Linked DNA regions of Mus musculus: regions 2, 3, 4, 5, 6 and 7 are each linked to region 1. The links are chromatin loops, found by intact Hi-C in ENCODE. Cell type or tissue: heart. All regions are shown on one strand. Region 1 overlaps 4930562C15Rik (RIKEN cDNA 4930562C15 gene). Region 2 holds the start of Nmral1 (NmrA-like family domain containing 1). Region 3 holds the start of Sec14l5 (SEC14-like lipid binding 5). Region 4 overlaps Mgrn1 (mahogunin, ring finger 1). Region 5 overlaps Hmox2 (heme oxygenase 2). Region 6 holds the start of Cdip1 (cell death inducing Trp53 target 1). Region 7 holds the start of Coro7 (coronin 7).

Evidence for each region. Peaks named below come from ENCODE experiments on the same cell type or tissue, not always from the same donor. Only the 100,000 strongest peaks of a DNase experiment are listed, where the experiment ranks them.
Region 2: a loop joins it to region 1, with 2.4 times the contacts of the local background. A loop is called at or near these places in 5 of 42 quality-filtered maps.
Region 3: it touches region 1 in a loop (4-fold over the local background); 2 of 42 quality-filtered maps call a loop at or near these places.
Region 4: a loop joins it to region 1, with 5 times the contacts of the local background. A loop is called at or near these places in 18 of 42 quality-filtered maps.
Region 5: it touches region 1 in a loop (4-fold over the local background); 19 of 42 quality-filtered maps call a loop at or near these places.
Region 6: it touches region 1 in a loop (2.5-fold over the local background); 2 of 42 quality-filtered maps call a loop at or near these places.
Region 7: a loop joins it to region 1, with 2.3 times the contacts of the local background. A loop is called at or near these places in 11 of 42 quality-filtered maps.

The regions. Positions count from the first base shown.
Region 1 is chr16:4,861,115-4,865,114 of GRCm38, forward strand. It overlaps 4930562C15Rik (RIKEN cDNA 4930562C15 gene), which reads left to right. Exons shown (of 16, transcript NM_030192.1): 11 at 409-471; 12 at 1,989-2,081; 13 at 3,106-3,277; 14 at 3,460-3,553. Among named protein-coding and RNA genes, the nearest start is that of Gm36513, 2.1 kb to the left of the region's middle. In heart, CTCF peaks have their summits at 479 (motif pointing right) and 1,950 (motif pointing left); DNase peaks (open chromatin) are centred at 483, 1,967 and 2,927; H3K27ac peaks cover 202 bases.
Region 2 is chr16:4,717,117-4,721,116 of GRCm38, forward strand. It overlaps Nmral1 (NmrA-like family domain containing 1), which reads right to left and starts at 2,240. Exons shown (of 5, transcript NM_001290761.1): 1 at 1,779-2,240. The coding sequence starts at 1,818. In heart, a CTCF peak has its summit at 2,084; a DNase peak (open chromatin) is centred at 2,155; H3K4me3 peaks cover 2,071 bases; H3K27ac peaks cover 1,314 bases.
Region 3 is chr16:5,144,142-5,148,141 of GRCm38, forward strand. Sec14l5 (SEC14-like lipid binding 5) reads left to right here and starts at 2,968. Exons shown (of 16, transcript NM_001127725.1): 1 at 2,968-2,988; 2 at 3,604-3,707. The coding sequence starts at 3,645. In heart, a CTCF peak has its summit at 1,636 (motif pointing left); DNase peaks (open chromatin) are centred at 1,650 and 2,610; H3K4me3 peaks cover 1,393 bases; H3K27me3 peaks cover 1,005 bases.
Region 4 is chr16:4,912,350-4,916,349 of GRCm38, forward strand. Mgrn1 (mahogunin, ring finger 1) reads left to right here. Exons shown (of 17, transcript NM_029657.4): 5 at 1,341-1,458; 6 at 3,404-3,470; 7 at 3,756-3,805. Among named protein-coding and RNA genes, the nearest start is that of Nudt16l1, 25 kb to the right of the region's middle. In heart, CTCF peaks have their summits at 708 and 1,563 (motif pointing left); DNase peaks (open chromatin) are centred at 842, 1,552 and 3,782; H3K4me3 peaks cover 670 bases; H3K27ac peaks cover 1,613 bases.
Region 5 is chr16:4,761,754-4,765,753 of GRCm38, forward strand. Hmox2 (heme oxygenase 2) reads left to right here. Exons shown (of 6, transcript NM_001136066.2): 2 at 806-924; 3 at 1,976-2,093; 4 at 2,853-3,344. The coding sequence starts at 842. Cdip1 (cell death inducing Trp53 target 1) reads right to left here. Exons shown (of 6, transcript NM_025670.5): 6 at 3,708-4,000. Among named protein-coding and RNA genes, the nearest start is that of Cdip1, 26 kb to the right of the region's middle. In heart, a CTCF peak has its summit at 1,698 (motif pointing right); no DNase peak of the experiment used is centred here.
Region 6 is chr16:4,789,603-4,793,602 of GRCm38, forward strand. It overlaps Cdip1 (cell death inducing Trp53 target 1), which reads right to left and starts at 339. Exons shown (of 6, transcript NM_025670.5): 1 at 229-339. In heart, a CTCF peak has its summit at 1,922 (motif pointing left); DNase peaks (open chromatin) are centred at 589 and 679; H3K4me3 peaks cover 1,157 bases; H3K27ac peaks cover 1,147 bases.
Region 7 is chr16:4,678,047-4,682,046 of GRCm38, forward strand. It overlaps Coro7 (coronin 7), which reads right to left and starts at 1,674. Exons shown (of 28, transcript NM_030205.4): 1 at 1,506-1,674. The coding sequence starts at 1,565. In heart, no CTCF peak of the experiment used is centred here; DNase peaks (open chromatin) are centred at 1,195 and 1,745; H3K4me3 peaks cover 1,634 bases; H3K27ac peaks cover 1,545 bases.

The DNA of each region.
Region 1 (4,000 bases):
GCTGCCAACAGAGGAAAGCCTAGAATTCTAGATCTCAGACATGGGGATGGGGGCAGGGAGGGAGGGATGGAGCACAGCGCTTCTAGCCTTCTCTTCAGATGAGGAAACTGAGGCTCAGAGAGGGGAAGGGAACCAGGACAAGCCTACACAATTGGCAGACCTATCTGGACAATGAGGCCCAGTGATTCCTGTCCCCAGGCAGGCAGGCTTGCCATCGGGTTACACATACCTCCCTCCGCCAAGGGCATTTTTAAAAAAATAGATGTGATATGCCAGTCTGATGGGAAACCAAAGCGCTCTGTCCCGGGGCCACAGGCACAGACAAAGGGGATTAAGGGACTTTAAGCTCACCTCACTCCCTGCCCAGGGCCCTGTTAACCCCTGGCCACTGACCTCCTTGTCCTCCAGGAAATTGTTCGAGAGGGTAAAGTGCATCTCCTGCGACAGGCCCGTAGAGATGATGACTGGCCCGTGAGTACTGCCGCCAGAGGGCACCTTCCAGGTTTGCAGGGTCCAGCATACAGTGCAGGTCCCGGGTGTGCTTTTCTACTGTAGTCACCTGTAAACACCCTGACACCGGCCTGCAGGCCTCAAGCACATAAAGCTGTCCCATATGCAAATGTACACACCTGCCCATGTATATACCCATCCGTCTACACCATTCTATAGCCACCACCGCCTGTTCCACCTCTGTGGTTCCCTAGATGGGGGAGGTCTGTCCTCTCACCTTTAACGCTGTCAGTGCTTTGTTCCAGAGACTAAGGGAAATTATATAAACATGGAGAAATATTGGAAGGATATGAATGTCCAGGTCTAACCCTGGTCACGAGGCTTGTTCCTTGGTGCCTTCCTGTGTTTTATAAAATGCTAACCAATGTCTCTGTGAGCATGCACCATCGCGGCTTTCCATCTATATGTGAGGACACTTCTCTCTGAGCATGCACCATCGCAGCTTTCCATCTATATGTAAGGACACCTCTCTGTGAGCATGCACCATCGCGGCTTTCCATCTATGTAAGGACACCTCTCTGAGCATGCACCATCACGGCTTTCCATCTATATGTGAGGACACCTCTCTCTGAGCATGCACCATCGCGGCTTTCCATCTATATGTGAGGACACCTCTCTCTGAGCATGCACCATCGCGGCTTTCCATCTATATGTGAGGACACTTCTCTGTGAGCATGCACCATCGCGGCTTTCCATCTATGTAAGGACACCTCTCTGAGCATGCACCATCACGGCTTTCCATCTATGTGAGGACACTTCTCTGTGAGCATGCACCATCGCGGCTTTCCATCTATATGTGAGGACACCTCTGCATGTGTTTAACCACGCAGCTCAGACAGAGAGGTGGAACGGGCCCAGCTCCTTGGAAGGCTGTTCTGAGTTTCCTTGTTTCCTTTTGGAGGCAAAATACACAGGATACAACCTTAGCCATCTGAAGGAAGGTGCCACAGTTATGCGTCCATGACGTACAGCTGCCATGCTCTTGCACACCTGTGCCTTTCACCACACCCCTTCCGAGTAGTGCCTCCCCTCTACGTACCCATAGCTCCTGGCAAACACCTACCTGCAACACATCTCTAGGAGCCCCTTCCTTTGGTTTTCAACTCTATTTACTTACTGACTTATTACTGGAGACAAGGCCTTTCTATATAGCCAAAGATAGCCTTAACCTTGAACTCAGTTTGTACTAATAGTTTAGGCTAACTTTGAACTTGCTACCTTCCTGCCTCAGTCTCCCAAGTGCTGAGATTGTACAGGTGCACCACCACCCCTCGCTTGGTTTTGACTTTCTATCCAGAATGGTGTTTCTATCTTCCCCGAGTTGTCAGAAGTCCTGCAGGTTTTGTTTGTGGGCTGTGAGCTGCAGACATCCAGTTTGGGAGGGGAGGACTCCACTTCCTCTCTCCAGGCCTAGGAGCCTGGGGCCCTCTGCTGGCCATGGGCACCTCTCACAGCTCTGGTTTGCTCTGCCTCTGCAGACAGCTGATCACCATCCGCAACACCCATGGGCTGTCCCGAATAAGGCCAGCCAGTGCCAACAGCTATGAGTATCTGCAGCGGCAGCTGATAAGGTGAGGGTTATGTCCACCCCACTCTCTGGAGAAACTTTCCTTCAATGCAGGCACCAATGAGGGCCCAGGATGCCCGTCTGGGAGGTTGTGGTGTGGCTGATAGGGCAGTGGGAGAGAGGAACCAACATTTGTGTTGGCATCTACTGTGACCTGGAACTTAACTGGGCCCTGTCGCAGAGGCATACTGTGCTAGCTACTCACAAGATGGAGGCAAACGTATCATAAGGGCTTCATAGGCTTCAGAGCAAAACCTGCCTCAAAGTAAAAACGAAAGGGCTGGAGTCATAGCTCAGTGATAGTGTTTTTCTGGCACGCACAGGGCGTTTGCAAATAGGAGGGCTTCTCCTTAAGTCTTATGAGCCCTGGAATCCAGGGTTACCATGCTTGTTTCCTGTGGGTGAATAATTGGAGGAGCCTCTGGGAGCCCTTGCTGAAACTTTGTTGGGTCACAGGGCTTCCTGGGAAAGTACCTTCTATTATCATCCCACTTCACAGTTGAAGAGACTGAGACTCAGACTATATGACCTTCCCAAGACCACAGCCAGTGAGTGGCTGGGGAGTCTTACCTGCTATCGCTTTTCTCACTTAGCCTAGCTAGATGCCATCTCCTTCATCCTTGGGTGGCAGGGGTCCTTCCATGGCCTATGTGAGCTTCCAGGGCCGTTGTGAGCTTCTGGCCAGGGGTGAGGCCGGGGCGGTGGAGTGAACAACTAAGTGGTAGTCAGCACCAGCGTTAGGAAGGAGACCACCTATGCTGGCTCGCACACTGTGCCTGACGGCTGGAGGCCAGGTCAGAGCGTGCATGTGCATGGCAAGGCCAGAGCAGGCCTCCAGCTGTGCTTGGTTCAGGGAAGGGAGTATGGATTATCTCTCCCAGAACTGTCCATGTCTGTACTGGTTCACCACCCCCCAGGCCTGCCTGCCATTCTGCCCATCTTCCTTGATACTATCCAGAGCCCTGTGCAGGTCTCCTCGGTGGTAGAGGGGGGTCTCCATGTGGCTGCTGATCTTCTGCCCTGTCCAGGGAACAACAGCAGCATCTGCATTTCCAGAACTTTGGAGTCCATGAGGAGGGTCAGGGCTTCCAGAAGGACTGGGGTGATGGGCCCCGAAATGAGAACACCTTGAAGCACAAGTCACATGACCTGTCAACACTCTATCCTTATGGGGACCCTGAGCTGATGAACTATGACACTGTGAGTCTGGCTGTGTTCCCCTCCCAGAGGCTGGACTCCAGCATACCCAGTCCCAGATGTGAGATGAAACTCTGATCTTTGGGTACCTTGAGGAAGCTGTGCTCTGGCTCTGGGCATTTGTGTGCATCAAGGAAAGGGGATGGCAATGGAGACCCTGATTTGGGACCTGGGCCATCCCACAGGCTGAGGTGGACATCTTGGGGGTAGATGGAGTTCTGTACAAAGGCCGAATGAGCAGCCAGTTTGGGACTCGGACTGGGGAGAAGGACATTGCAGGTAAGCACTGGTGTTTCCTGGGATTCCCGCTGTGGGACTTGACTGTGCTGGTCAGAACAAGGGGTTGCTGGTGGACTCAGGGCTGGTCTTGCCCTTGGCTGGACACTGGTAAAGACTGGCGGAGGGGGTGGGGATGCTGGGCTGGTAATGAGAGCTGTGCCAGGCAAAGCTGGTCCACAGAGATCAACTAGACAGCTCCTTGAACACCTTCGAAAAAGGAACAGGAGTTAGTTGGTGAAGGGGCAGAGAGGGAGGGATGTGGTCCAGGTTGGGGGAATAGTAGGTTCAAAGGTCCTGTGGTGGGATGGGTAGGAAGAGCTGAATCTTCTTGGAGCATAAACACTAGGGTAAGGGTAAAGAACTGTGAACAGGGCTAGACCCAGGAGGCCAAGGGTCAGACCGGTAAGAGACCCCAACCTTTTTGCACTTTGAATTGGTTGCTATGGT
Region 2 (4,000 bases), 140 kb before region 1:
GACTGCTCTTCCAGAGGTCCTGAGTTCAATTACCAGCATCCACATGGTGGCTCACAACCATCTGTAATAGGATCTGAAGCCCTCTTCTGATGTGTCTGAAGACAGCTACACTGTACTTATATAAATAAAAATAAATAAAAAATTTTTAAAATGTATAATTTAAGAGATGATGGTGAGCCGGGCGGTGGTGACGCACGCCTTTGATCCCAGCACTTGGGAGGCAGAGGCAGGTGGATTTCTGAGTTCGAGGCCAGCCTGGTCTACAGAGTAAGTTCTAGGACAGCCAGGGCTATACAGAGAAACCCTGTTTCGAAAAAACCAAAAATAATAAAAAATAAAATAAAAAAATAAGAGCTGATGGTGTAGTCTGATGGTAGTGTTTGCCTAGAATGTTATGAGACCCTAAGTTCAATCCCAAGCACCATACACACAATAACAACAAAGGAATAAAATGTATAATAAAACTCTTTTAATGTAATCACTAAATTGTGAAGCCAGTTTTATCTAACTCTGCCACCTTGTGTCCTCATCCCCAAAGAAGCCTCATCTCCATTAAGAGCCATTCTTTAAGGGCAGTGGTGGCACATCTTTAATCCCAGCACTTGAGGAGCAAAGGCAGGTGGCTCTCTGTGAGTCTGAAGCCAGCCTGGTCTACAGAGTGAGTTCCAGGACAGCCAGGGCTACACAGAGAAACCCTGTCTCAAAAAAAAAGTATTAAATAAAACATAAAAATATAAAGGACATGGATATACACGTGCTGCTAGCTAGAAATGTAGTTGTGGGCCAGTGAGCTGGCTCAGGAGGCAAGAGGCTTGCAGCCAAGTGTGACCACCTGGACCTTCACATGTGCACTCACAAGCAGTACATCAAAAAAAAAAAAAATTGTAGATTAATCTTGAACTGACAGAAGACAGTCACCAAAGGACACAAGTGTGATTCCATTTGCATGAAAGTCAACAGGGTAAACCCCAAGTAAATTAGTGGTTGACAGGTTAATGGAAGGGAGATGGGAGAATGAATCGTGTTGGTTTCGTTTCTTGTTTATTTGAGGCAGGGTTTCTCTGTGTAGCCCTGGCTGTCCTGGCACTTACTTTGTAGACCAGGCTGGCCTTGAACTCAGAAATCCACCTGCCTCTGCCTCCTGAGTGCTGGGATTAAAGGTGAGCGCTACCTCGCCCGGCTTCCTGCCTCTGTTTTAGGAGTTCTCGGATCAAAGGTGTGCGACTCCACGCTTGATCATATATATTTAGTTGCATATATATATTCAAAACCAACCTGCTTTTGTAAGATTTGTGGTAGCTCAAAATGACCACTGTTGTAAAAAGTTAAGTAAATGTCAAGATGTTCTTTTCCCAGAATTGGCCTCCCGTCCTTAAGTTTACTCGCTACGAGATGGTCCTCTGGTTGTTTAAAAAAGCCCACACAATGTCTCCGGTCCTTTAGTCTGCCCCCTTAATGCGTTTAAGGGTTAACCAATGATAAACTACCAGCCCTAAACTGTGACTGAGAACTGCTCTAAAAAATGTATAAAAGGTGTGTGCTTTAGCTACTCGGGGTCGCTTCCATCCCGATTTCAGGACGCCCCCAGCATGCTGGATCAATAAACCTCTTGCGTTTTGCATCGATCTCTGTCTCTGCGTCTCTATGAGTGGGACATCCCGGACGTAAGGCTTTTCAGGTTTTACAATTTCAGGTTTTGCCGCCCCCAACCACACATATGTATGAGAACCACAGCCGTTCTTCCTACAAACAAAGGTCCGGAGGACCGGCTCGCTCACCTGTGGCTCCAAAAACCACCACCAGTTTCCTATCAGCCATGGGGTCCAGAGCCCAAAGAGCGTGATCCAAAGAGGCCTGGGGTGGCAGAGTTGGCGAAGGGCAGAATCTCTACCCTGAGACGTCCGGTCCCTGAACGCGTCCCGAGATTCTGTCTGGCAATACCCAGTACCAAGTCCCCAGACCACAACTCGGGTGACAAAAGGCTAAAACAAGGGTCCGAGAATGGGCTTTGGCGGGATCTGCAGGCCTACAGCAGAGTCCACTAAAAAGGGGGGATGCAATTCTGTGCAAGCCGCCAGCCCCTACTGGAACCCTTCTACCCTAACAGAGCCCGTTCAGACCGCGCCAGTGTGTGACCTGCCAGTTGCCACGCTTCCAGGGGGGCGCCTGAGGTCCTGGTCCTGGCCCTTCTCTTGCTCACTCAACCTGCCCTCCCCCGTGCTCCATGGCCTGATGGTTCCTCCCTTCACGCTCCTGCTGCTTCTGGGTTTAAGCGCCCGAGTGAGCACACTGGCACAAGTGTGCAAGTCCGTTTTTTGCCTAAGTGCACGTGGCGTTGTGTCTGGCTTGAGAGCGGGAGGTGGGGTTTCTGCTAGACATAATACCTGTCTCAGCCTTCCGAGTGCTGGGATTAGAGGTATGAATTACCATGCTTGGCTGATTATATCTACATTCCGTAAAACATTGACCTATACTCATAAAATGCTTTTGGTATTATTTATTATTAGGATTGCTATTTATTATTGTTGTTATTGGTATTATCGATGTCCCACGATGTAGTCATCTGGCCTGGAAGTTGATATGTAGACCAGGCTCTGCCTTTCCAGTACTGGTGCCACACCTGGTTGACTTGTTTACTATTTTAATAAATACATGAGCATCTATCTTCATTTGCACACATTGGCTGTCACCTAAAGGCTCTTAACCCTCTGAAAGCTATCTGTGGGACTCCTTTGTATGTCTAATTAACTTTTGTAGGAACTGTAAATTATTTATTTTTTTTTCTTTTTTTGAGGCAGGGTTTCTTTGTGTATCCCTGGTTGTCCTGGAACTGTATGGAACAGGCTGGCCTCAAACTCACAGAGATCCGACTGCCTCTGCCTCAGGGTGCTGGGATTAAAGGCTTGCACCGCCGCCACCACCACCAGGCTCTTTTTAAAGACAAGTGAGATTTCTATTCAGCTCACACTTGGATGTGCCATATAAATTCTCTGAAAAGTTATTGCTGAGTGCACCATCCATTTTCCAGTCCTTAGTTTGTCTCATATCAAATTTCTCCTTAGCATCTTCTCCAGAGCATAAATTAGAGCATGTATTTCGTTGCTTGGTTGCTAATAGCTCTGGAAGAAGTGCCTGCACTAAGACAGGCAAATGACTGTTGATGAATTAGTTAACCAACAAGCTGTGAATACTGCAGCTCCTGTGGAAGCCAAAAACACCACCAGATTAATTTAGTTTCCTGTAAACCTAGCTTTTCAGATACCTCAGGGAATCGTTTGTTTTTGATGTGTTTATTTTTTAATTTATTTTTATCATTTTTAGTTTTGTGTATGTATGTGTGTGGGCAGGTCTACATATAAGTTCATTTTGCCTGCAGAGGCCATAGTGTGAAGAGTTACAGATGTCCCCCAGCCACTGGAGTGGGTGCTACACATCAGACTCAGTCCACTGGAAGAACAGTTTTGTTTGTTTTGTTTTGTTTTTTGTTTTGGGACAGAATCTCTTCTATATAGTCCTTGCTGTCCTGAAACTCACTAGGTAGACTAGGCTGGTCTTGAACTCACAGAGATTCACCAACTTTTTGACACCTGATGTGTGGGTTTTGTTTTGTTTTGGTTTTGGTTTGTTTTGAAAGATTTATTTATTTACTTTATGTATATGAGTGCACTGTATATTCACTGTATTATGTATATTCAGACACACCAGAAGAGGACGTCAGATCCCATTGCAGATGGTTGTGAGCCGCCATGTGGTTGCTGGGAATTGAATTCAGGACCTCTGGAAGAACAGTCAGTGCTCTTAACCGCTGAGCCATCTCTCTAGCCAGCCCATGGTTTGTTTTTTGAGACAGGGTCTTATTATATTGCCCAGCTGGTCTCAAATATTGGAGTCTCTTGCCTCTGTCTCCAGAATACTGGTATTATAAGCATATATCACTATGCATGGATGGTTATGCTCTGTAAGATAGTGACCCTTGCTTTAAAAAAAATGCATGTGCTTA
Region 3 (4,000 bases), 280 kb after region 1:
CCCTGGATGTCCTGGAACTCACTTTGTAGACCAGGCTGGCTTCGAACTCAGAAATCTGCCTGCCTCTGCCTCCCAAATGCTGGGACTAAAGGTGTGCGCCAACACCGCCCAGCTACTTATTTATTTTAAAGATTCATTATTGTTTTATTTACTTCTACCCGTTCATGTGAGTGTTTGCAATGTGTGTGGGTACCCTTGGAAGGGAAGGAGCACTGGGTAGCCTGCCTGGTGCGGAGTTAAAGGCAGGTGTGAGCCACTCAGGGTAGCCGCTGGGAATTTAACTTGGGTCTTCTGCAGGAGCAGTAAGCACTCTTAACCAATGACCCATCTCTCCAACTGCTACTTAGTTACTTACTTACTTTTGGGGCAGTCTCATGTAGCCCACGCTAACCTCAAACTTGCTCTGTCTGTCTGAGGATGACCTTGAACTTTGATCCTCCTGCTTCCATCTCTGAGGGCTGATATTCCAGGTGGGCTACATGTGGTGCTGAGGGTGGAACCCAGAACTTCACGGGAGCCGCGCAACACTACCAACTCTCCAGTTATTGTTTGAGATGAGGTGAAATTTATAGAACACACAGTCAGCCATCTTTCTGTAGACCACTTGGTGACATTTAATGCATTTGCAGTGTTCTGCCTGCACCAGCTCCCTCAAGTTCCAAGCCCTTTCTTCCCGACAGCAGCTGTTTGGGGATTAAGTGCATTTATATTTGAAAGGTTTTAGCAGAGTGTATGGAACAATATGTACGTGTGTGGCGGTAGTGATATTATTATTATTTTTTATAATTTAATATTCATTTATTTAATAGTTATAAATATAAAATACAATATGTTCAGTCCAAATAATGCTACATATATGTATGTAGTTACAGGGCTGACCACTTACTATTGGCTAACCAACTGGGAGGACTCTTTCTTGAAGAAGACTACTTCCTGTCATTTTCCCTCACCTCCCATATTACTTTTTTTTTAATTAGGTATTTTCCTCGTTTACATTTTCAATGCTATCCCAAAAGTCCCCCATACCCACCCCCACTCCCCTACCCACCCACTCCCCCTTTTTGGCCCTGGCGTTCCCCTGTACTGGGGCATATAAAGTTTGCAAGTCCAATGGGCCTCTCTTTGCAGTGCTGGCCAACTAGGCCATCTTCTGATACATATGCAGCTAGAGACAAGAGCTCCCGGGTACTGGTTAGCAAACACAGAAGTGGATGATCACAGTCAGCTATTGGATGGGTCACACGGCCCCCAATGGAGGAGCTAGAGAAATTACCCAAGGAGCTAAAGGGAACTGCAACCCTATAGGTGGTAGTGATATTATTAATTTGTGTCCCTGGCGCTGGAGTGCAGTGCTCTGTCCACGCACAGGCACCTCTCTTTCCTCAGACTTCCCTGTATCCAACATGTTACCCACTCTTCTAGCACAGTCACATCTTCCCTAAGGTTTGGAGCAGAGAAGATTGTGGCTTAAGTGTGGTATTGGGAAAACACCAGATGACAGTGTTAAGTCACTGTGCTGATCCTGGGGAGACCACTAAAGTCCCCTCAATGAATCAAATACGGAGACCTGGGACAGAACAATAGCCTGTGGCTACTTAGGTTATCTTTTGCTGCCACCTTGTGTTGACACTGGGAATTTCGACTCCTATTTCTACTTTATAACCTAGATAGCGCTTTAGCACGTGCTGTCTGCGAGGTCTGATTACATCTTACCTAGGATGCTAAGAAGATGGCAACAATATCAGGGCCATTTCCGTTGCTCTTGCACGGTGAATTGCTAGGTTGAGAGAAGGGAGGGCTGATGGGAGTGAAGCTGTTCCCTGGGCACCCTGGGAAGACTGGCAGGGTTTGCATGCGGCTGAAGTTAGAAGGGACAAAAGCCTAGGGTGACTCTTTTCCTGATTATCTTCTCCTCTGCAATTTTCTCCATGTCTACATTACCAAATAATGCGCATTACCTTATTTATTTTTTAAGATTTACTTTTGTTATCTTAGATTATGTATATATTTATGTGTAGTTGAGTGGTGGTCCCCCTGGAGCTGGGGTTACAGGACTTTGTGAGCCTCTTGACCTGGGTGCTGCGAGTCGAACTCCGCTCCTCCTGAAGACTAGTACCTGCTTTTATCTGCTGAGCTGTCTCTCCAGCCTGCCTAATTTATTTAACGTCGGACAGCCCGACTTTTAGTGGACGCTCTGTAAAGGTGTGAAGAGTGAATAAACAATGCATACAGAAGGGTTTAAGCTAGACCCCTGCAGCCTTCGAGGCGAGGTCAGGTGGAGAATGAGATCAAGGCCAGGGGTCAGCCGGACATGGTGGAGCACATCTGTAATCCGGAGGTTGGGGTAATATAGCCTCGACTGGTCTTCAGTGTGGATTTCGCCTCAAACCGAACCGGAAAAAAAAAAAAAAAGTTCAGGTGCAGTAGGTTCAAGAAGAGGTTACTCAGAACGAGGTAGTTGTGGACTAGGGAAGTCGCGCTCTGTAACTCTGGGCAGGTGCAAATGAACGGGGGTTGGGGGGTCGCGTCCTCAGGGCTGGGTGCTCATGGGTACAGAGACTGGGTTGGGGGCGGAGCCTTTGTTGAGTCTGGGTGAGTGTGAACAGGGTCAACACGGGTGGGGTCTTCTCGAGCCATGGCCAATAGGGAGCAAAGGTAGGGCTGAAGGCGTGACCAAGAGAGGGATGAATAAAAATGAGGGGCAGGCTTAAGACGCGGGGCGAGTCTGGCCGGGGCGGGGTTGGGACCAAACCAATCAGGGAACAAGATAATCTTGTGGGGGTGGTGCCAGGCCAGTTCAGGCTCTCCCTCTGTCCCGGGTCCTGGAGCGGTCCAGGCTGGGCATGTCTGTCACCGCTCTGGTCCCTCTTCTGCCCTACAGGCCACTGTTTGTGTAGGATTGACAAGAGGCTATTGAGCTCCTGAGTTCTGCGGTCCGGGCAAGGCGCCTCCTGGTGATTTGGCGAGCTCAGCTCCCAGGTCAAGCAGGTGCCAGAGCACTGTGCTGTGTTTTCAGCAGTTCTGAGGGTGAGCGGAGCAGCGGAGCCTGCGCATGTATGTGTATTCGAATAGCTTTGTGTGGGTGCCCATTAGTGTGCACCTGGGGGGATAGAGTGCGCGTGTGTGGAGTTGCTGCAGAAAGCTGAGTGCCTGTGCAAAGTTCTATGCTGCGTGTACAAGGACTGTCCTGTGTGGGAGTGGGATGCAGGTGAACCGTACAGAAAGGTGCACGTGTCAGGCTATTATGGAGGAAAATGAAAGGGCAGGCACAAAAACACTGGGGGTTGGGCATAGGGCAGGATGTCCACAGCAAGTCACGGGGAGAATGTGCGAGGACAATCGTGGGAATGTAAATGTGTGTGCCTGCTTGAGTGGGTGGCATTGAGGGTGCCTCTGAAAGAGTGGGGATGGGGAGACAGCATGAAGTGCTGCTTGCTCTCAGAGGGCTGAGTGTGGGTTGGGGAGCTGGGTAGTGGACAGGTACCTGGCCCGGGTTAGCTGATAATCCTATCAGTTTCTTACTTTGAGGGTCGGGGCTGCCTGACAGTGCTCATGCTTTGTGTGAAAGGAGCTGCCACCTCACCAGTAACTCTTCATTTCCAGCTTCTGTGCTCTCTCTGTCCTGGTGACTTCTGAGTTGGAACATGGTGCAAAAATATCAGTCTCCTGTCCGAGTATACAAGTATCCATTCGAGCTGGTCATGGCGGTGAGTGACCCCTGGTTCTTGGGCTCCTCTTGTGACTGGAGGTCAATGGTGGGAAAGAAAGAGGACATTTCAGGCTATGAAACGGAGAAATTTTACTGAACTTTTCAGCTGTCCTGACTTCTTTGCCTGACCACCCCCTCCCACCTGTCATGACTCTTGAAACCCTGCCGAGCAGATAAAATACAAGCTCTAGAATGAGGATATGTGCTATGATCCTTACATTCAAAGGCTGAAGCAGGAGGATCAGGAGTTCAAAGCCATCCTGGGCTACATAGAAACAAAAAGAGGAGATG
Region 4 (4,000 bases), 51 kb after region 1:
CAGAGGAGGTGAGGGCCTCAGTGCAGTGGGCGGGACCTCAGTGCAGTGGGCGGGACCTCAGTGCAGTGGGCGGGACCTCAGTGCAGTGGGCGGGACCTCAGTGCAGTGGGCGCCCACCCCAGCCCATCCAGATCAACAGTTCTGTTTTGTTCTATGAGATATGTAAGAACAGGGTCCTGCTGCCACCAGATGGGCTAGATAGATGGCCAGCTAAACATGGCTTCTCAGAGATTCTGTCCTGGTAGACGTTTTTCTGAGACCTGCGTGAGGCCTGTTTGCCTTCCAGTTAACTGGCTTGCCTGACACCATCACCAGATCACCAAGTCAGAGAAAGAGGAGGCTCCAGGCCTGAGGTGCTGTGCTTGGGACTCAACACAGCCAGCAGGAATTCTGTGTCCTGAGCTGCAGGACAGGAAGCCCTCCTGTTCCTTTCCTGCCCCCTTAACTTTCTGTGGTTCTGGGGTCCCACAGCATATAATTAAAGGCTAGAGTACTGAGATTCCTGTCTTGGGCTGGCCTTTTCACCACATCCAGGCTGGACCTCCCTGTGGGGCTCCCTCCCACACTGGCACTGACAGTCAGGACAGCAGGGACGTCACCCAGTTTCCCTGGCTCTGAGTGTGGCCTTTGTCCTAGAGACCCAGAGAAGCCCTGGGGCAGTAAGCATGGGTCAGGGTGGGAACAGCGAGGGCCATGGCTTGTATTCATGAATGGGGATACTAGCTCAGCTCTCCGTTTCCTAGTGGTCAGCCTGAGGTATGAGATGCGCTTTTGCATAAGGAGAAGGCTGGTCTTTGAAGCATTGCGGGAACTAGCAAGACAGGAAGGAAGCTAGTCTCTGAGTCACTAGAGCAAAGCTTCAGTGCACCAGCATGGAGGTTCAGGAAACATTATACTCAGGAGGAGGGCAGGACATTTCATAACGTGACTCACATTGAAGCGAAGGCCTCACACTATGTGGAAATGCCTGAGAAGAGAAGCAAGCAGCTATGAAGAAGGGTTGGTACAGGGTGTGCTGCACTGTGATCATTCAGAAAAAGCGAATGCACCAAACACCTAGTGGGCATGTTCTTCCCAACTAGAAGGCAGCAGAGATATCAGGCTGGCATGGGCCCTGGAAGAAATAGCCACTTAGTATGGCTGGGCAGCCTCCGGGTGAGCAGAGCTGGCAGTGGGAGGGAGGCCACTTGGCTGCTTCCTGTTTCTATCTGGGATGGTTGAAGCTTTCAATCCCTATAGAACAAATGGCTGCCAGTTCAGAGGAGTACCAGAGGAGGTGGGAGGTTGGGTGGGGGGCCCATGGCTCCACAGGAGTCAGGTGGCTGCTTTGCTGCTCTCAGGTACAGCTGTAAGAACCCTTCTCTGCAATCTGAGACCGTCCACTACAAGAGAGGCGTTAGCCAGCAGTTCTCCCTGCCTTCTTTCAAGATTGACTTCTCCGAGTGGAAGGATGATGAGGTAACCCTGGGGAACTCGAGTGGTGCACAGACGTACTTGCAGGTCAAACACCCACGCACATATAATGTGAAAATAAAAAAAACAAGCAGCGTCCTCTGGCTCCCTCTGGTGGTGGGAATGTTTCCCCTTCCACTGTCACTTTCCTGGGCTACTCAGAGGGAGCTCTGCAAGAATGGGAATGCGATGGAGCGAGGGGAGGACAGGACCACAGCCACTGGTTCTGTCTGGTTCTGTGCGGAGTTCACCCAGCCCAGCTGCCTCCTTCCAGGATGCGGAGTGTAGCTGAGAAGAGAATGAATGCTTGGAGACCGCTCGGAGCACAAGAGAGCCCAGTGCACCCAGGCTTGCTGCTGGTCTGCTTCCAGCCTTGCATGGGGGTGGGTGGAGCTCTGCTCTTGTAGCTAGCTTACCTGACTAACACCTAAACAAGCAGTTCCTGTATGAGAGGCTCTCCTTGGTCTTAGTTTATGACCTTGTGAGGGCAGCAAACTGCCAACATCAGCATCAGCAGGAGCATTCTGGAGTGGCTTCTCTGAGTGGTGCAGGCTTACACAAGACCACATTTCAGAGCAAGGCAGTAACCCAGGAAGGTCATTTGCTTTCTTATGTCCCAATTTGTGGGAAATGCTGTCCTGGGTGATGATGGTTCCAGTGGTTCCAGTGTCCCTGCCCAACCTGATGCTGTGACTGCCCACATGGCCATCTGCTGCTACCCCCTCTATTGCCTGTATCCTGCTTCCAAACACAAAAGGAATTGTGTAACTCCTTAGTGAGAATACATGGAAATGCGTGTGCTCCCCTGAGATACCAAGAGGGTTCTGGAGACTGGGTAGGCTGTAAAGCTTTGTGACAGGAACAAGCAGGAGCTGAGAGTGTTTCCTGGGATGGCCCACAGGTATGGATCAGGTGAATCCCTGAGTCCTGCTCTGCTCTCCGGTGCAGGGTGAGGGCCAGGGGTTCCAGGACAGTAGGCTTTTGTGGAGAGATTGGGACCTGTTCCATCCCAGGCTGCCGTCTTGGGGTGGGCGAGGATGGAACCATATCTGGGAGAAGGCAGCTGCTGGCCTAGAAAGGGAAGCATGGACCAAGTGGTCTCTGTAGCTCACTGTTGCTCTCATTCCATCTCTGGTGGGGCTTGACCTGGACGCTTTCTCTCTCTCTCTCTCTCTCTCTCTCTCTCTCTCTCTCTCTCTCTCCCTCTCTCTCTTTCTTTCTCTCTTTCTTTCTTCTTCTTTCTTCTCTCTTCTTCTCTATTCTTCTTTCTTCTTTCCTTCTCCTCCTCCTCTTCTTCCTCCTCCTTCTTCTTCTTCTTTTTTTTTTGGTTTTTCAAGACAGAGTTTCTTTGTATAGCCCTGGCTGTCCTGGAACTCACTCTGTAGACCAGGCTGGCCCCGAACTCAGAAATCCGTCTGCCTCTGCCTTCTGAGTGCTGGGATTAAAGACGAGCGCCACCACACCCGGCTAAACTGGATGCTTTTCATCAAGCAATTACATAATAAAATTTCACCCAAAACAGGAGACTGGATGATAGCACTGTTCACAGTGTTCATGTTAAAACTGCCCATTGATCAACAACTTAGACACAGGCAAATACAATGTGGCTTACCCACCACCTAGAATAACTCTGCAGCATAAAAAAGGAATGGAATTGTGGCTGAACTTGGAAAGCATGCTCAATGAAAAAGGTAGGCATAAAGAGATAGACACTAAATGGTCCATCGTAGGAACTGTGTAGAGCAGGCACCCCCTCAGCTATGGAAAGCATGTGAGAGGTCGTCAGGGACTGAAGAGGTGGATCTCAGTTTGGAGAGCCATTCAGGAGCTATGAGGTCTATGTTGTTCAAGGCACTGAATGTCCTTGATCCCGTCTGTCTGCTGCAGCTCAGGCTGACCAACTCACCACCTGATGTCTATGGACCTGACCATATTTGCTTCCTTTCCTTAGCTGAACTTTGACCTGGACCGGGGTGTGTTTCCAGTAGTCATCCAGGCTGTGGTGGACGAAGGGGATGGTGAGCATCCTTGGTCTTTCCTCATCTTCATTTTCAAGTGTGTAGGACCTATGGGGAGGAAGTGGCTTCCTTCTCCCTGAGTCATCAGAGGACCTCCTCTTCTGGGAACAGGGTGTCTGCCATAATACACATACAGCTCTTAGCCGTGCAACAACGTGGGAAGTGGAGTCTGAGATGAGAGCAAAGACTGGAGTGGACTCAGGGCTGTGCCAATGCTGTAGGGAAAGGGAGAAAGTCCCAGCCATGACCTCTCATTGGCCTCCCTCTCTTATCTCACTGCTTTAGTTGTGGAAGTGACTGGCCACGCTCATGTGCTCCTGGCTGCCTTTGAGAAGGTAAGTGCCATCCTGGCCACCACCCTGTAGCCTGGGAACTGGAGCAGGCAGTGGTAAGGCAGAATGTTCTAGAAAAAGGCCAGCCCATTAGGACCCTCAAGAACCTGCCAGCACAGGCTAGGGTGCCTGCATGGAGACCCTTGCCACAGACTAACTTTCCCTCCTCCAGCCACCATCCTTTTCCACCAGCTTCAG
Region 5 (4,000 bases), 99 kb before region 1:
TGCCTTTCTTAGTTGGTGCTATTGTGTCACACTGCTCATCTAGAAAGTTCTCCATGGGCGCCCCCTTTATATACTGCTAGAGTAGAATAGTCTCCAGGGATGGAGGATGATGCTATCATGTTATGGGATTGTACTTTTCTTGCTGATGAAAGCTCAGCCTTGAAGTAGGCGTGGGAATTAATCAGCTAGTTTATTATTCCACACACCTGGGACAGTTTGCTAGGTGACTTATTTGAAGGTACTCAGGATTGTTGAGTTGTTCTATTCTACAGTGGAGCTGTTAGGCACAGCCTGGCTTAACTAAATTCTTGTCAATACTCTGTTCTCATTCCTTTCATCTGGCAGCCCACACAGGAAAACTAGTAAAATGGAAGCTTTGCATTGCTTACGAAGCTGAGAGCTCCTGAAGCTTTTATCTTTTTTTTAAAAAATGTAGCTTTCTTTTATGTCTTTGGTAGCCTTTTATTTATGTATAAGTTCAAACATGCAGAAAAAAGATAAGCCTAGTGAAGAACTTCTGTATCCCTTTTAGCCAGACTGTCAACACTTTTGCCTTCTTGTTTCACATCCATACATACATCGTAAGTGCTGACAGTAGTTGCAGATAGCATCCCATTTACTTCTGAATGCCAGTGTGTATTACCTAAGAACAAAGCATTATTATAACCCACTGTCCATCTTCAGATTTGTCCATATTCTGAAATGCTCCCCGTAATGGCAGAGCTTTCAGGTGCAGGGCTGTCTCTGTTATGTTGGCTTACATCAGAAAAGGTTACTCAGTCATAAATTCCTTGTGTTTCTACAGGACCAGAGTGAGGGCAGCACAAACTACTCAGCCACAATGTCTTCAGAGGTGGAGACCTCGGAGGGGGTAGATGAGTCAGAGAAGAACTCTATGGCACCAGAAAAGGAAAACCATACCAAGTGAGTGAAAGCAACTGGCTGCTGCATCTCAGGAGGCCTCCGCACCTGTCCTGTCAGTGTGCCTGATTCAGTATGTACTAGGAAATGCTCATCAGCACTGAGCTGTATAGATGTTTGGATACTAGCCCCTGCTGCGCATTGTTCTTAGCTTCTCAGTAGAGTCCTGTCACTGGCTAAGTTATTTCTTATATCTTACTATATTTGCTAATAAACCAGTTATTAGGACATGGGGTGATACAAAATGATCTAAAAAAATTAGTGTGCAGAGACTAGACCACAAGAAAACCAAAATTTTCTCATGCTAACAGATGGAGTTTATAGATTCACAGTCGTCCTTCCTAGGTTCCATTGTACTTATGATGATACTTTTCTTCCATATCCATTTGTTGATGTAACTTTATCCTGAGTAATTCTGTTAAATATAAAACTGGTGGACGCAGTGGATCTCTGAGTTCAAGGCCTTCCTGGTCTACAGAATGAGTTCCAGGACAGTCAGAGTTACACAGAAACCCTGTCTCAAAGATAAAAGAAAAGGGAGGAAGGGAGAGAGGGAGGAGGAAAGGAGAGACAGACAGACAGAGACAGAGAGAGACAGAGAGAGACAGAGAGAGAGAGAGAGAGAGAGAGAGAGAGAGAGAGAGAGAGAGAGAGATATAGAGAAGCCAACTAAGATCTCTGCCTCTCAGCTATCTTCCCACACCTAGGCCCAGCCACAGGAAAGGCAGCTCTTTCCTGGATAGATTGTAAGTTTTGGTTCTTCAGCCACTAGGTGGCTACAGAAGCAAAGCATCGTTCATTTGGGTGCTGACTAACAGATACCAATCCAGGCACTTTTGTGGAGACCATAGTAAACTTCATGTCCACTGAGTTTTTGTGCCAGATTGTCATATCTCGCCCTGTTCTCAGCTCAGTTACTCATGCTGGACTGAAATAGTGTCTGAGCAGCTCCTACTTCCAGTCTCTATCTTGGACCTAAACTGTCTTTTGCCCTTTAGTCCTTTCTGGAGAACTGGAAAGGGCTACTGTCTCACTCAAAGTTCATCCCCCACAGAATGGCAGACCTTTCTGAGCTCCTGAAGGAAGGGACCAAGGAAGCACATGACCGAGCAGAAAATACCCAGTTTGTCAAAGACTTCTTGAAAGGAAACATTAAGAAGGAGCTATTTAAGGTTTGTGTCCCTCAGTCAGATGGGGTTGGGTTCTAACTTTAATAAGGGGTGGGAGGTGGGGTGGCTTTAATCAGCTGAGGAAGTTGCCCTGTAACCACTCTAAGAAAGAAGCTGCTGGGTCTCTGCTACTTTTTCTTGGAGATAGTCTGGCTACATAGTCCATATAGGCCCTAACCCTGGTTCTTCATCCTTACCTTTCTGAGTACTGGGGATGAAAGGTATGTGCCACCATGCCCAGCCATATATTTGATTTCCTAGTGTTAAGCCATGGCTATCCTATCATAAATGGAGTAACAAAAATATATTTGCAAATATTCACTAGAAGCTTCCTAGGTGTATTAAAGTAGTTAAATATATTTTAAAAGGGTCACAGTTGGGTCTTTAGGAACTGGGCAAGTGGCTTGTCTTGAACCATTCTTAAAACGTGGTGATGGTGGTGGTTGGGGGTACTGGAGAGATGGCTCAGAGGTTAAAAGCACTGTCTGCTCTTCCAGAGGTCCTAAGTTCAATTCCCAGCAACCACATGGTGGTTCATAGCCATCTGTAGTGAGATCTGATGCCCTCTTCTGGCATGTAGATAAAGCCCCTATTCATTCATTCATTCATTCATTCATTCATGTGTGTGTGTGTGTGTGTGTGAGAGAGAGAAAGAGAGAAAATGTATATATATATAATCTTAAAAAAATAAAAACATGGTGGGTTCTAGAGTTGCTGGCTTGGCTTATAGCTCTCTTCCACAATCTTCCATCACACTCACAGCTGGCCACCACTGCACTTTACTTCACATACTCAGCCCTTGAGGAGGAAATGGACCGCAACAAGGACCACCCAGCCTTCGCCCCCTTATATTTCCCCACGGAGCTACACCGGAAGGCAGCACTGATCAAGGACATGAAGTATTTCTTTGGTGAAAACTGGGAGGAGCAGGTGAAGTGCTCTGAGGCTGCCCAGAAGTATGTGGATCGGATTCACTATGTAGGGCAAAATGAGCCAGAGCTGCTGGTGGCCCATGCTTATACTCGTTACATGGGGGACCTTTCAGGAGGCCAGGTACTGAAGAAGGTTGCCCAGAGGGCACTAAAACTTCCCAGCACTGGGGAAGGGACCCAATTCTACCTGTTTGAGCATGTGGACAATGCCCAGCAATTCAAGCAGTTCTACCGCGCTAGAATGAATGCCTTGGACCTGAATTTGAAGACCAAAGAGAGGATTGTGGAGGAGGCCAATAAAGCCTTTGAATATAACATGCAGGTATTACTGAGCACTGATCATGGAACCTGATCCATGGATGCATGAGTTTGATTCTTTTAGCAGTAGAGTCAAAGCCAGAGATTTCTTGAGAGGCTATTGGTATCATGACAAATAAGCTCCTACATGCCCTAGAAAAAGGTGAGGGAACCAGTTAGCCATCAGGGAGCATGGTTCCCAGGAGGCCTGGCTTGAGGCCCATAACTAGTGCTGGAAAGGGCAAACCCCCAGCATCTGAAAGGTCTGAAATAGACCTATTTCCCTCTGTCTCACTACAGGATGTCAGGGTTGAGGAATGGGTAGTTTCCTCGTTTTGTAGCAAATATTGATATAAAAAATATTACTTAGTATAGAGCCAAAGTCATTGGGAAGTAGAATAAGTAGGTTTTATAAGTCTCAGGTAGGGCTGATCTTACAGAAACCATTTCTGTCCCTAGTACCTCAGTGTTGGGAGAGGATAGCTGTGGGCACTCAAGTCCTTAGTAGCAGTCACTTGAGCTCTCACTAAGACATGCAGGATAGTGTTCACTTTTCTGGTTTGATGTTCAGCTGGTTTGCAGTCCTCATCAGGTGTATCTGGGCTCTAGCTTCTCCATGGGTCATCTGTAGAGTGTAAATTCTGAGTCTTCTTAGTTTAGGGATGGCCTCTGATGACTTCT
Region 6 (4,000 bases), 72 kb before region 1:
GGCTCGTACAGCCGTCGCTTACAGAAAAGTAGAAAGGCGTGATAATCACCCGAGTGGGCTGGCCCTTCTCTGGCTGATATCCCCTGTCTGCAGGCCCAGTTCGCTCGGGGCCCTGGAATGCTAGCCCTCGCAGCCCCGCAGCTGCAGCCACGCCGAAATCAACTGCCCTGATTTTGCGTGGCGTTTCGGAGGGAACGGACTCCACCACGACAACCCAGGCCCGTTTACCTCGAAATCCAGAAGCCTGAGGCCAGAGGGACAGAGATCTGCAGTGGTCCGGCCCGCTGCTCCGAGGAGCCCCTCTACCAGAGGACTCGCAGCACTCACCGCCCCCGCACCGAGAGGACCCTGGAATTTGTAGTCTTTCGGCGCACCCGCAGCATTCCCTGAGGCGGGAGCCTACAGCTCCCGGCACCCACCGCGCGGCGGGTGAGGGCGGAGCTCGGCGGGCTAGGTCACGCGGGCGGAGGGTTTCGAAGCCTAGCCCCCGCCTCGGCGTGTGAGAGGGGTCCCTTCGGAAGCCGCTTGGAAGTCTCAGAGGTGACTCACCGTCAGTTCCAGCCCCTCACCGGCCAAGCGCTGCCGCAGGAAAGGCTGCCTCAGCCCCGTAGCTGTCCAGAGGGAACCGCAAGGCTGTGGAGAAAGGCCCAACCTCCTGGCCTCTCGCCTTAGGGCGGGGCTTCGCGCCTCACGCAATGAGCTTGGATGACGTCAGTGGAGGCCCGTTGCGGGTGGGAGACGAACGAGTGGTAGTTCCCCAGGCCTTTATGATGGGGGGGGGAAAGGCTCGAAAGAAAGATGGTGGTGCTAGCGCTCCCTCAGGCCAGCCAGCCAGGCGTGCTGCGCACCCCAAGAGTTGAGGGAGAGCTACCACCCTTGCCCTAAGCTGCCTGGGCTTTCATGAAGCTGTGAACCACACCAGCTGTCCCTGCCCTCACACAGATTCCACTCTGACAGACAATACACAAATAAGCCACAAAATGACCAGCATCTCAAAGGAAAGCAACAGGATGTCCCAACAGAATTAGAGTGTTGCCTCTGAGTAGGGAAGGTAGGAAAGGCTATGTTGGGATGAGGTGTGAAGTAAAGAAAGAGACTGGCAGTCGTGGCGCACGCCTTTAATCCCAGCCCTCGGGAGGCAGAGGCAGGCAGGTTTCTTAGTTCGAGGCCAGCCTGGTCTACAGAGTGAGTTCCAGGACAGCCAGGGCTATACAGAGAACTCTGTCTCCAAAAAACAAACAACAACAACAACAAAAAAAAACAAAAACAAAAAAAAAAAGAAAGAAAAGAAAGAAGACTGGTATAGATGAACTTTTGAAAGGCACTTTGGCCAGCAAGGTGAAGACTGGAAGACAGCACCAAGGTCATCAATGAAGTTTGGATTTATTGCACATGGAAACTAAAGCTCTCTTCTTTTTCTTTTGTATTTGTGTGTGTGTGAGGCACGCATGTATGTCAAAGGGCAACTTTCAGGAGTCAGGCCTCCTTCCAGCATGTGGGCTTTGGTTCTCACTCAGGTCTTCCAAAATGGCAAAGACCCATGAGCCATCTCACGGATCCTTTTGTATGTTTAGGCAGGGTGTTCCTCTGAGTCTTTCAGGCTCACAACCATCCTCCTACCGCTCAGTCTGTCAAGTGCTGGGATTACAGGCAGGGAGACATCACAATTTGAGGAGTTTTAAGCATTAGAACTACAACTGAGTTTCATTGGTCACGGGTTTTGTACTGCACATTTCATCTGACCAGTAACATATTATTCCAAAATCAATACTTGTATTTTCACGTTTATTCATGGACATATGGATCCTGTGCATTGTTAACTGAGGTTAATTAAGAGCAACCTGTTAACAAAATATTGCATGTATAGTGTTAGTGGTTTTGTTGTTTAAAATGGCCCTAAGGGTAGAGTTGAAGTGCCATCTAGTGTTTCTAAGTAAAACTAGATTTGATGTCCTTTGTGTGAATTATACCCGTTAATGATTAACTTGGAATTACCAGTAATCATCAGTGTAACATTAAAGAAATAAAAGCACTTCCCCTTTGAGTCCTTCAATCAAGAACAAGCTCAGAGTTTTTTGTTTTTGTTTTTTCATTTATTTTATGTATAAGTTCTCTATCTGCATGTACACCTGCATGCCAGAAGAGAGCATTAGATCACATTACAGATGGTTGTTAGCCATCATGTGGTTGCTGGGAATTGAACTCAGGACCGCTGGAAGAGCAGCAATTCCTGAGCCAGTTCTCTAGCTCCACAAGTTTAGGTTTTAATTCTGTACTTCATGCTTCTTGTGCCTTCCGTCCTCTGTTGTCTGAATTTGTGACTGCTTGAAGGCTGTCTTGTGAAGGTTTGTTCCTGTGTTTTTGTGTCTCTGTGTCTGTTGTATGAGCTGTGTGTTTGTCTGTACCTAACAAAGAGTACTCTGTCTTATTGAATAGTACAGAAGACATCATGTGGGTTACAGTTATAGAAAACTTCGACAGTTTTACAAGGCGTTAAGTCACTGGGTCCTCCTGATCCCAACCCACCCAGATAAAAAAACACCATTGTTCAACAACCAATATCTTAGACAATGCTTTCAAACTTTGTTGTAGATTTTAAGAAGTTTCTCTCAACCTCTATTGCTTTCAGCAAATGATACACAAGTATTATCTGGGTAGGAGGCATGGAAGTACACATAATCTAAGATCATAGCTATGAGTTTAGGTTGTAATGTTAATTATTTGAGAAACCCAAGGCAAGTTAAGGATTATTACATTGCATTTTTTGTTTGGTTGGTTGTTTTGTTTTTTTTTTTTTTTTTTTTTTTGAGACAGGGTTTCTCTGTGTAGCCCTGGCTGTCCTGGAACTTATTCTGTAGACCAGGCTGGCCTTGAACTCAGAAATCTGCCTGTCTCTGCCACTGAAGTGCTGGGACTAAAGGCATGTGCCACCATTGCCCAGCACATTGTCCTCTTAAAGACAGTTTAAACAGTTTGAGTTCACAGTAGGATAGCAGCCTTAAGTGCTAAGGTTTTAATTAAGGTATTAACTTTGGCTATGAGGTCCAGCAAAAGTCCCAGACTCTAGAGTGTAAAAGATATTTTCAGAATATTGCATTGCCACAGTGCCTTAGAAAAATGTACTAGATGAGTTTTGTGTAGGCTTGGCTTTAAGTTTAATTAAACAGAACCAGTAATATATGTTAAATAAAGTGTCTTTAAACATAAACACTCAAAAACACCAAAAACCAAGGTTGTATACTGATTAGTTGACAAAAGAAAAATGATGTTGTAGTCTCTGGCTACAACAATTACTAATTATTTGTAGTAATTTGATAGACTATAGCTACCTCAAATTCTAACTATTTGTGATTTGACTGATACTTCATGGCCTCATTCTGACTAATGTGTAAACAATGATTTAGACCAAGGCTAGCATGTAGGAAGCTGGAATGCATGCACATAATGCAATTAAAATTTTTCTACTAACCTTCTTTTAGTAACTGTAACATGACAGGGTGTAGAAAGATAGCTCAGCAGTTAAGAACATATAGTGCTCTTATAGAGGAGCCAATGTCAATTTCAAGTTCAGGTGGCTTATGACTGACTAACTGCTTGCAACTCCAGCTCCAGGAGGTTAACACCTCTGGCCTCCACAGGTGCCCATACTCACATGCATGTGCCCTACATACAATTAAAAATAATAAAAATAATGCAGGGCGGTGGTGGCACACACCTTTAATACCAGCACTTGGGAGGCAGAGGCAGGTGGATTTCTGAGATGGAGGCCAGCCTGGTCTATAGAGTGAGTTCCAGGACAGCCAGGGCTACACAGAGAAAACCTGTCTCAAAAAACCAAATAATAATAATAATAATAATAATAATAATAATAATAATAATGATAATAATAATGGCAGCTTAATGAGATGGATTACTTGCTACCAATCCTGACAACCCAAGTTCAATCCTCAGGACCCACATAATGGAGAGAGAGAAAGCAAAACCCAGTTGATGCATGACC
Region 7 (4,000 bases), 180 kb before region 1:
ACAGATCTGCAATCCTTCTTGCCTCAGTAACAAGCACTCCTGAGGCCCCCGGTTCTGTGGGCCTGTCTGATTAACTTACTAGAAGGAGGTCCATACAGAGAGAAGCCACAGAGCCCTGAAGGTCTCTCCAGATCCGTCCACTAATCATTACTGCACTCTTAGTAATAGTCTGCATCCAAATCTAAGCACTGTGTACTTCCTCTCAAGCTTTCAATGGCGCCATACTATACTCATAACAAAACTCAACTTCTTCCTCTGAAGGGCTGCCCTGTAACTCATCTGTCACCAGCTTTGCCTGGCTAATGGCCTCTGTCCACCCTGGGTTCACTTTCTTTTTTTCTTTTTTCTTTTTTTGGTTTTTCGAGTCAGGGATTCTCTGTGTAGCCCTGGCTGCCCTGGAACTCACTCTGTAGACCAGGCTGGCCTCGAACTCAGAAATCTGCCTGCCAAGTGCTAGGATTAAAGGCCTGCACCACCACCGCCCGGCCACTTTCTTTTTCTTTACTGGCTTTTTTTCTTCTCACCCTTCTGGCCTCTGTTGAAATCCACCCACCTGGGCACTGTCCTCCACAATACTATTACGTTCAACTCTACTTCACTTCTTTACATCACAGCCCACCACATACCCCCGGGTGTTCTGATTCTTCAGTGGATTTATATTGTGCTTGCTGACCAGAGGCTGTTAAGTTCCACAGAGAAGGGGAAATGTCACAATGTTCACTGTTTTAGAGAGCTGAGCAGCACACAATAGGTACAGAAAGGCTAACTGTCCAGAGAATGAAAATGGAGCACGGTTGTCCTAACTTGCTTTGGGACACTAGAGGTCCAAATAACACAGGGGGAGAAAGGCCAGTGCCTCACCGAGTGGAGTGTCCTTCTTGACACTCCATCTGGGATCCACCTGCTCTAGGCTTCTCCAGGCCCCAACAACCGCTAGTATCATCACCCCAGTAAAGGAAGAGCTTGCACCAGTAGACAAGGAAGAGTGGCAGAAACTCGAGGGAGGAAGCCTGCCTGGCCCCAGGGGCTCCCTCTCCAGATGATACCTTCCCTCTCACTGAGACCACAAGAAAGAGATGCATCTCTCCCACAGCCCGGCCGGCCCGGAGCAGGGGTGATCCTAGACTGCTGGAAGGGGGAGACCGGCGTCGACAGTTTCCCAGCCAGGTTCCCAGCAAGGCCGACCGGAAACAGAGGCCTGTTCGCGTCTGGGAGTGCTGCGAGGCCTCCTGGGGTAACAGGGGGAGGCGAACCGGCCAGGCCGACCTCCGGGATCACCCAACTACTAGGGCGCGTCATCAGACCTCCGGACTCTGTCCTCTGAGCAGTGAAGGGGCGGCCTGAACTCTAGGGTTCATCTAAAGGGAGAAGTTCCGGGTGGACAGATGGGGCGAGGTGGGGTGAGGGTCTTCACAACCCAGAGTGTGCACTGCACAGGCAGGCACTGGGAATGGCAGTCCTCCGGGACCAGAAGCCAGGGAGTGGGGTCCACTGGCCGGGCTCACCTCTCGGCGGGACGGCCGGGCCTCCATATGCCGAAACTTGGACACCTTGAAGCGACTCATGGCAGCTGGGACAGAGCAAGCTCAGGCTGGAGAACGAGGGTCGTCAGGTACTAGGTGAATGAAGAGAAGCCGCCCTGGACTCTTGCAGCCTGCCGCCTCAGCAGCCTGCAGCCTGGTGCCACGCCCTTATTGATGACAACCAATCGGAAGCTCCTGCGGCCTGCCTAGGCACGCCCCCACGTCACCCTTCTTCAGCGCGACGGCCTTCAGCCCCGCCTTCTTCAGAGGCCAGGACGACCTGAGAAGTCACGCCCTGATGCCTGGGGGACTACTGCACTGGTCGGAGGTCATGTGAGCCGCAGCTGTCCTACCGAAGGAACCACACTTCAATTGCTGCAGGATTAGACTTGCAATACTGGTCCCTGAGGTTTTACAATGACCTGAGAAATAGCAGGACAGAATTAACTAGACTAAAACTGGGAATAATCCCCGCGACCCATAAAAGATAAGAACCACTGAGACTCAATCTTTCTCTCTCTCAATCTCTCTCTCTCTCCCTCCCTCCCTCCCACCTCTTGTCTCCCCTTCCCTCCCTTTCTACCCCTTTGTTTTGAGTTTTATTTTTATTTTATTTTATTTTTGTTTATTTATTTATTTATTTATTTTGAGACAGGGTTTCTCTGTGTAGTCCTGGCTGTCCTAGAATTCACTCTGTAGACCAGGCTGGCCTCAAACTCAGAAATCCCCCTGCCTCTTCCTCCCAAGTCCTGGGACTAAAGATGTGCACCATCACTGCCCAGCCAAAAATACACATTTTATAATGCAATTTTTTTCATACTAGAGTGTATGATGATAATGACCAAGTGATATATAGCTTTATTCTCAATATCTGTGAGCATCAATTTTCCCTTAAAAATGATTTTAGCTGTGGATTGTAGCTCAGTTGGTAGAGTGTTTGCCAGGCATGTATGAAGCCCTGGGTGCCATCCCCAGCACAGTGACATAGTCCTATAGTCCCAGCATTCAGGAGGAAGATCAGAAGTTCAAGGTCAGCTTGGTTTACATAGTTCGGGACTATATAGTGAGAACCTGCCCAAAAAGAAAAAAAAGAAAAAGAAAAAAGAAAGAAAAGAAAAGAAAAGGGAGAAAGAAGGCAGGGTTGGGAAAATGGCTCAGTGGGTAATTATGCTTGCTCTTGGTTAGACTTGTTGGATCCCCTGGCCTTGTGAAGTGTCTTAAACTGCCACATGGGTGCTGGGAATCAGACTTGGGTCTTCTTCGAAAATAAGGAGAAACAAGTACTCTTGACTGCTGGGACATTTACTTTTGTTCACCTGTCTATCCCTGCCTACTCATCTGTGTGCACACAATGTTGGGGTCCAGGAATTGCCTCACAAATCACACAGACATTGATCTCGGTCAGACCAGGATGGTTTATTGATCATATGCTCCAGGATTGGTCGACCAGGGCCATGGTCAGGATTTCAGAACTGAGCCACTACCCTGAACTAAGATCCTACAGGGCTTTTAAGCCCAAGATCTACAAACATTTGTGCCAAGTTATTTCATCAATCGGGATTTAAAGACAGGAAGATTTCCTTAGGAACATGTCTTTGTTGTACACTTATCCTGCTCCCATTGGTTGGGGTAGTCAACTGTGGCAGGCAGGGGACTTGCCTTGTCTAATAATATTCATGTCCTAACTTGTCAACCAGGATGGGCTTTGTCTAACATTCATGTCTTTACTTGCTAACCAGGATGTCTTTTTCTGCCAAGTAGGATGTCAGTTCCTAAGGAGGTCTTGGGAACTTAAACTTTACTAGACTCCTACTCTAAATGGAAGTCTTACTCCAAATAGTTTCTTATATTGGTGCAGGTGCTCTCTTATGTTGGAGTCCATCTCAGGGGCAGCTTATACCATAAAAGCTCATACGCAGGTGCAGGAAGTGCTGCTGGGTGGTTGGTTCAGGTCCAAGCTTATTGTGGGTAACTATACAAAACAGTTCTACCGACTTCTATAGTGATTGATTTCCAGGGACACAGAACATAAGAGAATATGTAATCAGTCTTGGCATTAGAAAGTTTCCTAGTAACAGCAGAAACTTATGACAAAGTTTCCTTATGGTAGACTATCAAAGGTAGGTTCTCTGGAAGCACAGCAAGAGCTCTTACCTGCTGATCCTTCTCTCTAGCTCCAATAAAAATGATTCTTGCAGGGCTCAGTGGTGCCTATCTGTATTCTTAGAAATTTTCAAGAGTGAGTGGGAGGCTGGCTTGAGCCCACAAGTTTGAGACTAGCCTGGGCACTATAAGATTAATGACATTGCTATAGCGTGTACAACAGAGCCTGAGATTTGAGCAGTAGGAGCTCCAACTTTTTGTTGTTGCTGTTGTTTTTTGTTTTTTTGTTTTTGTTTTTCAGTTCATAGTCTTAGTCATTGTGCTGGAGATATTTGAATGCATTTGCTGCTGGATGCATTACAGAACTGTCCCCT